2 separate regions of the Homo sapiens genome follow, and region 1 is linked to region 2. A link is an interaction called in ENCODE POLR2A ChIA-PET data of the cell type or tissue named here. Cell type or tissue: CD4-positive, alpha-beta T cell. All regions are shown on one strand. Each heading gives the region's core, and the rest is flanking DNA. Links, peaks and the distances in the headings are about the cores only.

Region 1 (5,000 bases), core at 1-5,000, 76 kb after region 2:
TGATCTGAGCTAGATCTCTCGACAACTTGCTGCAGCTTCTCCATCAGCACTTGCTGCTTCACCTTACACCTTTATGTTACAGAGACAGCTTCATTCCTTCAGCCAACCTCTGCGAGCTTCAAACTTTTCTTCTGAAGCTTCATCACCCCTCTCAGCCTTCATAGAATTCAAGAGAGTTGTGACCTTGCTCTGGATTAACTCTTCATCCAAATTAACTCTTCATCCTCAGCACCCAAATATATGACTCATAGGCAGTTCCACTGCATAAACAAACAACACAAAATGAGGAAATGGGGAGCAAAGTGCCAGACACTGCAAGTGTTTCTGGAATAAATTCCTTCCTGGCCTGGTCTTTGCAATCCAGATTGTCAGTTTCTGGGGAAAATAACTTTCTGTCATATAAACATCGGAGGAGCAAGGAGCGTAGGAGGCCTGGGACCATGGCTCAGGGTGGATTAGAATCAAGCACCAAAAAGCTTAAAGGAATTTCCGCTTTCCTTTGTTTATGGTGATTTACCAAAAGGCCTTTTGAGGAAGTAGTTCTGCCTTTGAGACCTTAGAGAAGCAGACAAGCTCCTGCAGGTTTCCTTCAAGCTTTCTCTCAGTTCTCCTCCTTGGGTCTGATTATTAAAAGACATAACCACCTCTGTGGTTTCTGTTACTTCCATCTTGGTTTCTTCTTTTCAAGCAACTGTGTGGATTTGACACCCAGCAATTACAAGAACCTGGATGAATGCAGGTCTCTTGCACCAGTTGTATTTCCTGCACTCTAGTAAAACAAAGCTCCTCGTCAGTCTGGCATAGCTGATACTCCCACTCCCGCCTCCACCCCTGCTCATCATAAAAGGATCCCTTGGATAGGACTTTACAGCTTTCAAGGCACTTTCACACGTTCAAGTCTTAAAGGCAGGGCAAGCAGAGCGCATGCAGAGATGGGGCCGTCCCGGCACCCGCTGCGGTCTCTCCCCCTGCCCAAGCCCAAGCATGATGCTGAGCTCAGTGCAAGTTTAATGATACTTTAGATTGATGGATCCCCTTAGTTTTCTAAACACTTTCTCAGAATATCTCATCTGATCATCATATTAAAATACAAAAAATTAGGCTGGCCGTGGTAGCTCACGCCTGAAATCCCAGCACTTTGGGAGGCTGAGGTGGGTGTATCACCTGAGGTCAGGAGTTCGAGAGCAGTCTGGCCAACATGGTGAAACCCCGTCTCTAGTAAAAATTAAAAAAAATTTAGCCGGGTGTGTTGGTGGGTGCCTGTAATCCCAGCTACTCGGGAGGCTGAGGCAGGAGAATCGCTTGAACCCTGGAGGCAGAGGTTGCAGTGAGCCGAGATCACGCCATTGCACTCCAGCTTGGGCAACAAGAGTGAAATTCCGTCTCGGAAAAAAAATAATAATAATAAATACAAAAAATGAGCTGGGCATGGTGGTACAAAAGTAATGCAGTTTTGCTATTGCTTTTAATGGCAAAAACCACAATTACTTTTGCACCATCCTACTAGTTCTTTGAGGTTGGCAAGGGGGGAATTCGCATCCCATTTCAGGGATGAAGGAAACTGAATCTCAGAGCCCTGAATGATTTTCCAAGGCCCCCCTGCAATGTAACCCTTCTGAGAAGATCTCATCAGAACTTCAACTCTGCCCACCACCAATAAGAGAACAATAAGAGCTAACATTTACTGAATGGCTCGCCTGGTGCAGGCGGTGCTTAGCGCCTCATATGTGCTCCACATCAGCAGGTAGAAAGGAAGTGGTTATCTTTAACCATTGTTGGATTCCCAAGGATGTCAGTCCAAACACGCTTCTTGGGCACTTATCCTGGGCCCAGGAAAGCAGTTCTGAAAATACAGAAAACAAGAACTAGTCGCACTTACAGTGCTTACTGTGGAGTCAGTGAGGCAAGATGAAATCACAAGAGGCTGGCGCAGTGGCTCACGCCTGTAATCCCAGCCCTTTGGGAGACCGAGGTGGGTGGATCACCTGAGGTCAGGAGTTCAAGACCAGCCGGACCAACATGGTGAAACCCCATCTCTACTAAAAATACAAAAATTAGCTAGGCATGGTTGTGGGCCCCTGTAATCCCAGCTACTTGGGAGGCTGAGGCACAAGAATCACTTGAACCCAGGCAGCAGAGGTTGCAGTGAGCCGAGATCACACCAGTGCACTCCAGCCTGGGCAACAGAGTGACACTCTGTCTCAAATAAAAAAAAAAAGAAAAGAAAAGAAAAAAAGAAATCACATGAAAGCAATGAGCCACGTGAACCTAATCCATGGGTAAGCAGGATGTGGTGTCATGATGTAGATTAGGTAATATCCACGGTTCCCAGCTCAAACTCTCTCTAACCATGTTTTTCCTCTACTCTCACACCACAACAATCAACACAGAAGGCTTCTGTGACCATGTGTGTGGAGGTTTGCCTCCACACACCAAGGACTGGACACCAGCTGGGTGTCCTCTAATTCTGTTCTGACACTATCTACATGGAGATAGTGTCAGATCCCACAGGCTGGGGGCTCAGTGTCCAAGACTGCCCCACTCCCACACCAGTCGCAAGTCCAGGCCTCCAGAACTTCTGGCCAACAGGCTTCAAGTTAGGCTTCCCATGACCCCTCTTTGGGTTCAATTAATTTGCTGAATCAGTTCACAGAACTCAGGGAGACACTTACATGTACTGGTTTATTAGAAGGATATTACAAAGGATACAGATGAAGATGATACAGAAGGGCTGGGCTCCCAACTAAACCCCACCCTTAAGCCTGGAACCATGGCCCTAGGTGAAAACAGCTGAACCCATTCTTCCACCCAAACGTTGCCTTTTTTGGCCTGCCCCGCCCCTATCCTGTTCCCATAAAAGACTTCAGCTGGCACAGCAACACAAGTGGCTGAGGGTCAGGATACAAGCATGTGAGCTGTGACCAGAGAAGCAACTGAGCATCGGAGACTACGGATAGATGCAGCTAACTTCAGATGGTGCAGCTTCTGAGAGGGGCCCAGCTGGAGACGGCCAGGCTTCAGGGAAAGATCACCTTCCCATCCCTTTTCCAGCCTCCCTTTCCACTGAGAGTCACTCACCACTCAATAAAGTCTTCCGCATTCATCACTTCTTTTTTTTTGAGACGGAGTCTCACTCTGTCTCTCAGGCTGGAGTGCAATGGCACGACATCGGCTCACTGCAACCTCCGCGTCCCGGGTTCAAGTGATTCTTGTGCCTCAGCCTCCAGAGTAGCTAGGACTACAGGCACGCGCCACCACACCTGGCTAATTTTTGTATTTTTAGTAGAGGCGAGGTTTCACCATGTTGGCCAGGCTGGTCTCAAACTCCTAACCTCAAGCGATCTGCCCACCTCAGCCTCCCAAAGTGCTAGGATTACAGGCGTGAGCCACTGCGCCCGGCCATTCATCACATTTCAAACAGTTCATGTGAGCTTATTCTTCCTGGATGCTGGACAAGAATCTGGGTGCCGAGAGGGCAGGGGCTCCCACTCTGACCCTCCACTGAGCTAGTTGGCACTCGACCAGCCCTGGACAGCAGAACTGAAAGAGCATTGGTTGTAACATGCTTGGACGCTGTGCGGGGCCCACACAGAACCTGATGCAGCCAGAGAGGAGCGAATGGCCGGTTCCAGCATTTGTCCCCTCGGGTTCCCACACTTATTCACTCACACTTTCCCTCCCATGAGGAGTGGTCAGTGACAGGCTGAGTGCAACAAGCCACTCCAGTTCCCACTCGCGAAGGGGGTTGAGGGAAGTATCCCATCTAAGAGACATGTAGGGTGAGGTGTGGGGGAAGGGGTACGGAGCTTCCACGCGCCCCCTGGGCCCATCACCCTCCAGGAAGCTCCAGTGTTCAGCTATCCAGAAGCTCACTGGGCCCTGTCCTCTTGGGGCTTGTTTTGTTTTGTTTTTGAGACAAGGTCTTGCTCTGTCACCCAGGCTTCAGTGTAGTGACGCAATCTCGGCTCACTGCAACTTCCACCTCCCAGGCTCAAGCAATCCTCCCACCTCAGCCTCCTGAGTGGCTGGGACTACAGGAGTGCACCACCAGGCCCAGTTACTTTTTTGTATTTTTAGTAGAAATGGAATTTTGCCACTTTGCCCAGGCTGGTCCCAAACTCCTGGCCTCAAGCAGTCCTCCTGCCTTGGCCTCCCAAAATGCTGAGATTAGAGGCGTGAGCCACCAAGCCTGGCCTCTTGGGTTTTTATGGAAGCTTCACGATGTCAGCATTCCTTCCCCCAGGGTGTGGTCTTCAGACTCATAGTCATGAAATCAGGGGAACATTCAGGTGAAAGGAGGGCAGGAGAAGGTCAGAGGCCTGCCCCTGAGGCCTAACATACCCAATGTTCTAACAAGACTGTAAGAAGGGCTCTGGGAGTTATCAGCCAGGAACAGCCCAACGAGTTCACCTTGCCTGCTGCCTAGACCGAGCCCGTTAGTCAAGACGGGAACTGCAATAGAGACAGTAATTCACACAGAGCCAGCTGTGTGGGAGACCAGAGTTTTATTATTTCTCAAATCAGTCTCCCTGAGCATTCAGGGATCAGAGTTTTCAAGGATAATTTGGTGGGTGGAGGGGCCAGTGAGTCGGAAGTGCTGACTCATTGGGTCGAAGATGAAATCATAGGGAGTTAAAGCTGTCCTCTTCCAGAGTCAGTTCCTGAGTGGGTCCACAAGATCACATGAGCCAGTTTATTGATCTGGGTGATGCCAGCTGATCCATCAAGTGCAGAATCTGTAAAATATCTGATCTTACTTCTTACAATAGTGATGTTGTCCCCAGGAGCAATTTGGGGAGGGTTAGAATCTTGTAGCCTCCAGCTGCCTGGCTCCTAAACCATAATTTCTAATCTTTCGGCTAATTTGTTAGTCCTACAAAGGCAGTCTGGTCCCCAGGCAAGAAGGGGGTTTGTTTAGGGGAATGAGCTGTTATCATCTTTGTTTCAAAGTAAAACTATAAATTTAAGCTCCTCCCAAATTTAGTTTGGCCTACTCCTAG
Region 2 (8,241 bases), core at 1,905-6,904:
TTAGTATAAAAGCAACTTTAGCATTGCCAACATCGAAACTGACAGGGATTCTGAATTAGTGGGATCAGTTAGTGAGGATTTTCTTACAAAGAGCTCCAGAATGTAGCCTGCCCCTTGGCTGGCCCCGAATGGCCTTGGACGGCCCCAACATGCTGGTCCTCCTCCTTTACCGGAACTTTCCTGTCCTTTCCGAGGCAGACTTGAGTCCAGATATATGTCAGGGCCTGAGCTGTGTGTACCTTCCTGCCAGGCTGCAGGTAAGGGAGGGGTGGGTCCCAGAGCAGGCTACAGAAGGGATCTAGGGGCAGCCACGTGAGGAAGTGGGTGCAGGGAGAAGCTGAGGATCTGGCCAATTTTGCCTTTTCTGATAAAGGATCCTTTAAAGTGCCCTTCGTTGGAAGTTTTTAATCCATCTGGGGGCCCATCCTTCCCTCTTTTCCCTTCTCACTTCTGTTTTTCCCACTACTCTGCTCCCTGAGTCATTTCTGGCCTCTTCTTTCTCTGCCTTTTTCTGCTTTGCTTCAATGCTGAGGGACCCCCCTACTTCTCCCCCGTGGGGCAGGGTCCCCTGCTGGGGCTCCACTCGTGATTATTGAATGAATAATCACATGAGCCAAGGAACAAAAGAATGCATGAAGACTTTTTCCCAACCCAACCTCTTAGATTTTTTTATACGGTAACCACCCATTCCAGGTGGGAGTTTGTGGATCGACCTGTCATCTCCTAACTTCTTCTGGCCAAGCCAGCACTCTCCCATGGGCATCTGGCATTGAAACACAAAGGGACATGCAAACCTCTCACTTGAACCATTAACATTACTTGTTTGGGGCCAGGCATGGTGGCTACGCCTGTAATCCCAGCACTTTGAGAGGCCGAGGCGGGTGGATCGTTTGAGGCCAGGAGTTTGAGACCAGCCTGGCCAAGATGGTGAAACCCCATCTGTACTAAAAATACAGAAATCAGCCAGGTGTGGTGGCAGGCACCTGTAATCCCAGCTCCTCGGGAGGCTGAGGCAGGAGAATTGCTTGAACCCGGGAGGTGGAGGCTGCAGTGAGCTGAGATTGTGCCACTGCACTCCAGCCTGGGCGACAGAGCAAGACCCTGTCTCAAAAACAAAAACAAAACAAAACAAAAACAACCCCCCCGCCAAAAAAAAAAGACAAAAAACAAAAACATTTCTTGTTTGGGCAGCAGTGTTTGCCAAGTCTGGACCTGAGTATTTCTGAATCTTTGATGCCTGGAAGCAGAGATAAAACAGAACACCTTAAACTGCCAGAAATGGTGCTCTGGGGAAGCCTGCGTCTTGGTTCCAGAAAGGATCTGTTGGTCATGGAGATGGAAGTCATTGTCTTGGGCAAGCTCCAGATGTTGGTGAAACAATCCAAAACAAATAACCCAGGCTTGGGGGGTTGGGGGGGGGGGGCGGGGCGTAAGGATTCTTTTATTAAAAAAATAAAAATATTACCAAACCCACACTCGAACAAGTACAAGCTGGCAGTTGAAGTGAGCAAATAGTTTCAATTAGAGATATAGTTCCACCCCCCACCCTCATCCCCCTTTCTGCCACCACTCAGCCTCCCCCACTCCGCTGGAAGGACTGTATTTTCAGAGGACAGCTGGCATCCCTGGCTGCACCCATGCTTGGGGCACATCCCCAACTCTGCCCCCCAGCCCGGATGGTGGGGAAACCCATCCCTAGAGCCTGGTGTGAAGTTTCTAGGAGACTTGGCTTCCCTGGCTGCCACTTGTGTCTCTATCCTCGAACTCAGTTCCCTTGAAAAGTCTGAGTCTCTATCTGTGCCCCACCCTGAGTCCCTTTGTCCCTCCCATTTCCCCTTCCTTCTGATGAGGGAAAGCTCTGCCCTGCAGCCTTGCAGGTGGAGAAATCCTGAAAGCCAGCTCTCCTCCCGCTTTGAGATCTAGCTTAGGAGGCGGCATGTCTGGTTTACTGTGGTCTTTCAGGGTTGTCCTTTTGAGAATGGCAGTAATTTGTGGTGGGCTGGGGAGGGAGGGCGTGCTTCCTTTGGGCTGTGGGCTGACGTTATAAGTTGCTGAGGTTTTCATGACTATTTGTAACCCATTCATTCACTCACAGTCATTTCTTAAGGTCCTGTTAAGTGCAAGGCCTGGTGCTAGGGGATGAGGTACAGAGATAAATTCCATGCAGACTCTGTCTTAGCGGAGCTTGTGGTCTGGCTGCGGGAGTGGCCAGGAGAGCAGATATTGACCAAGCGATGTAATGGGGGACACTGGACATTGCTCAGGGAGTTGTAGACTCAGAGTGGGGCCGGGTCGGGGGGCAGTCACTTTGCCTGAGAGTGGGGGAAGTCTTCAAGGAGGGGACGTCATTTGAGCTGAGTCTTGAAGTATGAGGCAGTTGAAGCAAGAAAGGTTGACATTGGACTCTAGAACCTATGGCCTCAGGCACCCTGGAAGTCAGGACATGGGAGACTTGGAGTTTCATGTTTATTTTTGATCCCATTGCGTTTTGGTGCTGAAGGGGAAGGAGAGATGGCCCCTGGGAGTAATGAGTGGGGATGGTGTGTGAAAGTCTGCTTCAAACTTTCCATCCTCATCTAGATATTCCCAGGCCCCCAGGCTTACTCAGAGCCCAGGCCACCTTCTCATGGCCATTGGCATCACTCAGGGGCACCTGCAGCACAGGTGGCCTTGGTGCCACCTCTGGGCATGTGAATTACAAAAAGGTGCCCATCCTCCAATCTCTGTCAGATCCCACTCGGGCTTGGCAAAGGGTCTTTCTTGTGTCAAAGGGTTGCATATGTGTGTGCATATGAGTATGTGCTCATGTGCAGGTGTGTGTGTGTCTTGGAGGGCTGGGGTGTGCACATGCGTGTGCGGGGCTCTGTGAACCCCTCGCCACCTCAGCTTTCCATGGAGGGTTCCCTCCTCTTAGAGCCACAGTGACTCTGTAGACACCCGGCAGTTACTGCCTGATATTTACGAGGCTTGCCACGGGGCCTCCTCTCTCAGACTTAGGGTTCTTTAGGAGACAAACACACAGTCATTCCATCTTTTGGATTTTGGCTTAATTTTATATATATATATATATATTTTAAGACGGAGTCTTTCTCTGTCGCCCAGGCCGGAGTGCAATAGTGCAATTTCGGCTCACTGCAGCCTCTGCCTCCCGGGTTCCAGCGATTCCCCTACCTCAGCCACCCGGGTAGCTGGGATTACAGGCGCGTGCCACCATGCCTGGCTAATTTTTGTATTTTTATAGAGATGAGGTTTCACCATGTTGGCCAGGCTGGTCTCAAACTCCTGACTTCAGGTGACCCGCCCACTTTGACCTCCCAAAGTGCTGGGATTACAGGCATGAGCCACTGTGCCCGTAATTTTTAAATAAATGTTTTTATTTTTAAATAAACAACTGGGCTCGGTAAATTGTAAAGAGATGTGGCCTGACGCAGTGGCTCGCGCCTGTAACCCCAGCACTTTGGGAATTGGAGGCGGGAGGATTGCTTGAGGCCAGGAGTTTGGGACCAGCCTGGGCAACATAGGGAGACCCTGTCTCTACCAAAGAATAAAAAAAAATTACCAGGGCATGAGCCTTTGGTGGGGGAGGTGGAGCTGGGGGCAGGGACTGAAGTGGGAGAATCACTTGAGCCCACGAAGCCAAGGCTGCAGTGAGCCGTGATTGCACCACGGCACTCCAGCCTGGCAACAGAGTGAGACCCTGTCTCGAACAAAACAAAACAAAACAAAAAAGAAAGAAATGTAAATGTTTCCCTTTGACTCTTTTAGAAACACAAATCAGGAAGCTCTCAGCAGGGGTGTGCTGGAGATCATGTATGCAGCTGGGTGAGAGGCAACTGAACATGTCTCTTCCTAACTCCATGTTCAGTAACTTTTTTGAAAGGGTAGCTGGAAGTCAGCTACCGTGGAAGTATTTACACCACAGAAATTGGCAACAACGGCAATTCAGGACTCCTCTGCCCCTACCTGCACCCCAGCCCCCAGGCAGTTGTTAAATATTTATCTGCACTCACAACTTTGGTGACTTTCTGGAGCCACAGTGGCTTCCAGCCCTGAGGTTTTTTAAAAGTCTAGCCTCTGATTTTAAAACAAAGACTGTGTGGCTTTGGGCAAATAACGTCCCCTCTCCGATCTCACTTTTCTCCTTTGTAAAGTGGGGAGAGCAGCGATGTCTGTCTGTGCACCTCAGGAAGTTGTAAGGGGAAATGAGATGGTGCAGCTCCAGGGAACCTGCAAGGCTGCGAGCTAACAGAGTGCTCTGCACTCAGCACAGCCCCTGCACAGAGCAGGTGTCTGCACCGACATGCTGAAGGAGTCAACAAATGTGCTGCATGGTGGCGCTGTGCTCTTGTAGTTTTCTCGTTTAAGTAGATGTTTTCCGTCTACTTAATGGCTAGGCTTGGTAAATTGTAAAGAGATGTGGCCTGTGTGGTGGCTCATGTCTAGAACCTCAGCGCTTTGGGAGGCTGAGGCAGGCAGATTGCTTGAGCCCGGGAGTTGGAGACCAGCCTGGGTAGTACAGGGAGACCCATCTCTACTAAAAATACAAAAATTAGCCAGGCATGATGGGGTGTGCCTGTAATACCAGCTACTTGGGAGGCTGAGGCAGGATTACTGAGCCTGGGAGGTCAAGGCTGCAGTGAACTGTGATTGCGCCATTACACTCCAGCCTGGGTGACAGAGCGAGACCCTGTCTCTAAATAAATAAATAAATGAAAAAGTAAAGTGCTATACAAAGTTGTATCTGTCTATGGGTTAATCTGTCTGAACCTCAGTTTCCCCACTTATGAATGAATGGCAAGACAACTTGATTTTTTTTTTTTTTTTTTTTTTTTGAGATAGAGTCTCACTCTGTTGCCCAGGCTGGAGTGCAGTGGTGCAGTCTCAGCTCACTGCAGCCTCCACCTCCCGGGTTCAAGCAATTCTCCCGCCTTAGCCTCCCAAGTAGCTGGGATTACAGGTGCTCACCACCACGCCTGGCTAATTTTTTAAATTTTTAGTAGAGACGGGGTTTCACCATGTTGGCCAGACTGGTTGCAAACTCCTGACCTCAAGTGATCCACCTACCTCGGCCTCCCAAAATGCTGAGATTACAGGTGTACAGCCAACTTGACTTCTTAACTCCCTTGCTCTCTCAACCTGATATGTCTGAGTCTCTGCAGCTGTAGCTCATCTCCTCTCTCATAAAGCCCACACCTGCGCAGTGCTCGCCTTGGGGACCACCTGGACTCCTCATCCCACCCACTCTGTCCAGCTGCTTTCCTGAGGAGGAGCAAGTTCCCTGATCTGCCTGGGATGGAAGGAAGGGAGGGAGACGTGGGAGGAGGCCTGGATCTCATTCTAAACCATCCGGCTCCAGTGCAGGAGTCGGGCGAAGGAAGGAGCTGCAGGGCTGGAGCTGTCATCCTCCTGGTAGGAAAGGAAGACCAAGGCTAAAGTCCTCTCCACTGCCTCTCCCCATGGGAGTCAGTGGGTGTGTGTTGCGGGGAGATGGATTCCAAGATAAGTACTCTCTGAGCAGCCCTCAGAGGGGGCGTGGGAAATTCACCTCAGTCTCCAGGGTCCCCAGTCCATTCACCACCTGAGCACTGCCGTCCCCCACTGCTCCCATGACCTCATTCTCCAGTGGTGGCAAAAGCAAGAAACAGTAATCAGGAAGAAACAAGGGGAAGCTAGGGTGGGGGCAGTGGCATCCACAGCAGGAGAAGCAGGCAGCCTGGACTGTGGGGGCAGCAGAAGAGAGGAGAGGCCTGCAGGATGACGGGTGGGAACAGGGCGTCTGGAGTGCCAGCACAGTACCGCGGTCAGGCCGCCTCTGTGGGCCTCCTCTCTCTCCACAGCAGCGGGGAACTGGGGGACCCATCAGACTTGCTGACAAGAAATATGCCGTCCTAGAGAGAGAGAGACAGAGGGAGAAAGACAGAGTAAGGACAGGAAAGAGAAAGCAATGCGTGCCATCCTTCCTCCTCATGTTCAAGTTTATAAACATTGCTTAAGGTGGACTTTGAGGGGTTAGAAGAGGCTGAAAATGCCCTAGAGTCTCAGCCATGAGAAGAACAGCAAAAAAGCAGTCGGGGCAGAGAGAAAAGGGGCTCACATGCTTCGAGGGCTCCTGGGGTCCTTGTGCGTTGAGTGTCTCCCTTAATTCTCAGGACAACACCATTTGCATGGCATCACCAGCCCCATGTGTGGATGCGGCTCACTGAGTCCCTTGTCCAAGGTCACACAGGCGGTAAGGGCAGAGCCTGTCTGCCCAGCTGCGGCAACCCTAAGCCTCCTCTCCTTGTGTGGTCACCCTCCGGGGGCCGAGCTTCTTTTCCTCCATGCTCTCATCAGTGCCCCCATCTGCTTTCCCCTTTCCACTCGGCCTGGAGCAGCATCTGGCCTGTGGGTAGCAGGTGCACCCTCCTAGTGGCATGGGAGTGGGGGGCACCAGCATTTCAGACAGGCCTCAGGGATGTAGATGCTGCTCAGCTCCAGGGAATCTTTATTGACACCAATGCCAGAGTAGTCTTCTTTTCACTGCATGGAATGACATTCCAAGGTCTTGAATGTTTCAGGGGCTGAAGTGTCCTGCAGCAGGGCATTGTGTTGGGAAGAGAGCATGCTTTGGTGCCAGACCCACGGGGGCGCAGTCCTGGGTTAAGTAGGAGGGACTAATTCCAACGTTAAGGATAAATAAATAATGAGATACAGGCCAGGCATGGTGGCTCACACCTGTAATCCCAGCATTTTGGGGGTCTCAGGCAGGCATATCACCTGAGGTCAGGAGTTTGGGACCAGCCTGGCCAATATGGTGAAACCCCCTCTCTACCAAAAATACAAAATATTAGCCAGGTGTGGTGGTGGGCACCTGTAATCCCAGCTACTCGGGAGGCTGAGGCAGGAGAATTGCTTGAACCTGGGAGGCAGAGGTTGCAGTGAGCCGAGATCATCCCACTGCACTCCAGCCTGGGTGACAGAGCGAGACTCAGTCTCAATAAGTAAATAAATAATGAGATACTATGTGAACCATGGACAAAGCTCCTCTAGGTTCCTTACATAGGAGGGGATGTGGGGGTGGGGCACCCAGCAGTGGCACGGGACGCCCACCCCTTTGTGGATGCCCCTACTCAGCTCTTCTGCCACCTTGGGAAATTTTCCTCCAAACCACCTTCAGCCGAGCGAGAAACGTATGTCCCCACCTACTTCTAGTGACGAAAACCCAATTCAAACTCGCTTAAATGGAAAAGGGGGGTGCACGGAGGATACTGAAGTAGCCCAAAGAACCAAAAGAAGAGCTGAATAGTGGGGCAGGTCCTGGAACCCCAGGGCCCAGAACATACCAGCACTTCCTGTTTCTCTCCATGAGGTGGCTTCATTCTCTGCCTTTCCCCATGAGCCCGGTACTGTGGCCATTCACAGGTTCTGAGCCTGCATCTTCTCAGCTTCATTACCAGACAGCAAAAGGCCTCTTGGTTACAGTTGAAAAGTCCCAGGGGAGGTCTCTGATTGGTCCAGCTCACAGCCGATACCCAGGCCTGGAACAATCACAGCGTGGCCAGAGAGGCAGGATCATGGAAGAAGATGGCAGCTGTGGTTCAGCCCACCTGTAGGAATGGGCCAGGCACAGTACCCCAAGGGGAATGCTGCTGTTTCCAGAAGACGAAAGGGTGTTGGGCGGACCAAACACTGAGTGGTTCTTTCCTCTTGTGGGGTAACTCATTCTCAAAGCTCAATTCCTGGCTGTCTGCTTCTTATTCTTTTTTCTTTCTTTTCTTTCTTTCCGTTCTTTCTTTTCTTTCTATTCTTTTTCTCTTTCTTTCTTTCTTTCTTTTTCTCTCTCTCTCTTTTTTTTTTTTTTTTTTTTTCAGTCTTGCTCTTGTCACCCAGGCTGGAGTGCAGTGGCACAATCTCAGCTGACTGCAACCTCTGCCTCCCAGGTTCAAGCGATTCTCCTGCCTCAGCCTCTCAAGTAGCTGGGATTACAGGCGTGTACCACCACACCCAGCTAATTTTTGTATTTTTAGTAGAGACAGGGTTTCTACTAAAAACCCTGTTGGCCAGGCTGGTCTCGAACTCCTGACCTCAAGTGATCCACCTGCCTCGGCCTCCCAAAGTGCTGGGATTACAGGCATGAGCCACCATGCCTGGCTGGGCTGCCTGCCTTTCAAAATTGAAGAAAACCAACCCCAAGTCATGGTTCCTGGGTGGGTATCGTGGCCTAGAGAGAAGTATCAGAGCACCTCAGATTGTCATTTTAAA

What was found. ChIA-PET counts read pairs that join two places held together with the same protein. Peaks named below come from ENCODE experiments on the same cell type or tissue, not always from the same donor. Only the 100,000 strongest peaks of a DNase experiment are listed, where the experiment ranks them.
Region 1: POLR2A ChIA-PET joins it to region 2 with 7 read pairs; 4 of 35 experiments call an interaction of 5 or more read pairs at or near these places.

The regions. Positions count from the first base shown.
Region 1 is chr17:39,014,271-39,019,270 of GRCh38, reverse strand. All of the region lies in intron 1 of LOC105371767 (a long non-coding RNA gene), which reads left to right. Among named protein-coding and RNA genes, the nearest start is that of LINC02079, 10 kb to the left of the region's middle. In CD4-positive, alpha-beta T cell, for the core only: no CTCF peak of the experiment used is centred there; a DNase peak (open chromatin) is centred at 2,290; H3K27ac peaks cover 1,949 bases.
Region 2 is chr17:39,088,550-39,096,790 of GRCh38, reverse strand. All of the region lies in intron 7 of PLXDC1 (plexin domain containing 1), which reads left to right. It also overlaps the pseudogene RDM1P5. Among named protein-coding and RNA genes, the nearest start is that of PLXDC1, 59 kb to the left of the region's middle. RefSeq lists an enhancer at 3,718-3,787. In CD4-positive, alpha-beta T cell, for the core only: CTCF peaks have their summits at 4,161 and 4,362; DNase peaks (open chromatin) are centred at 2,010, 3,780 and 4,300; H3K4me3 peaks cover 930 bases; H3K27ac peaks cover 4,533 bases.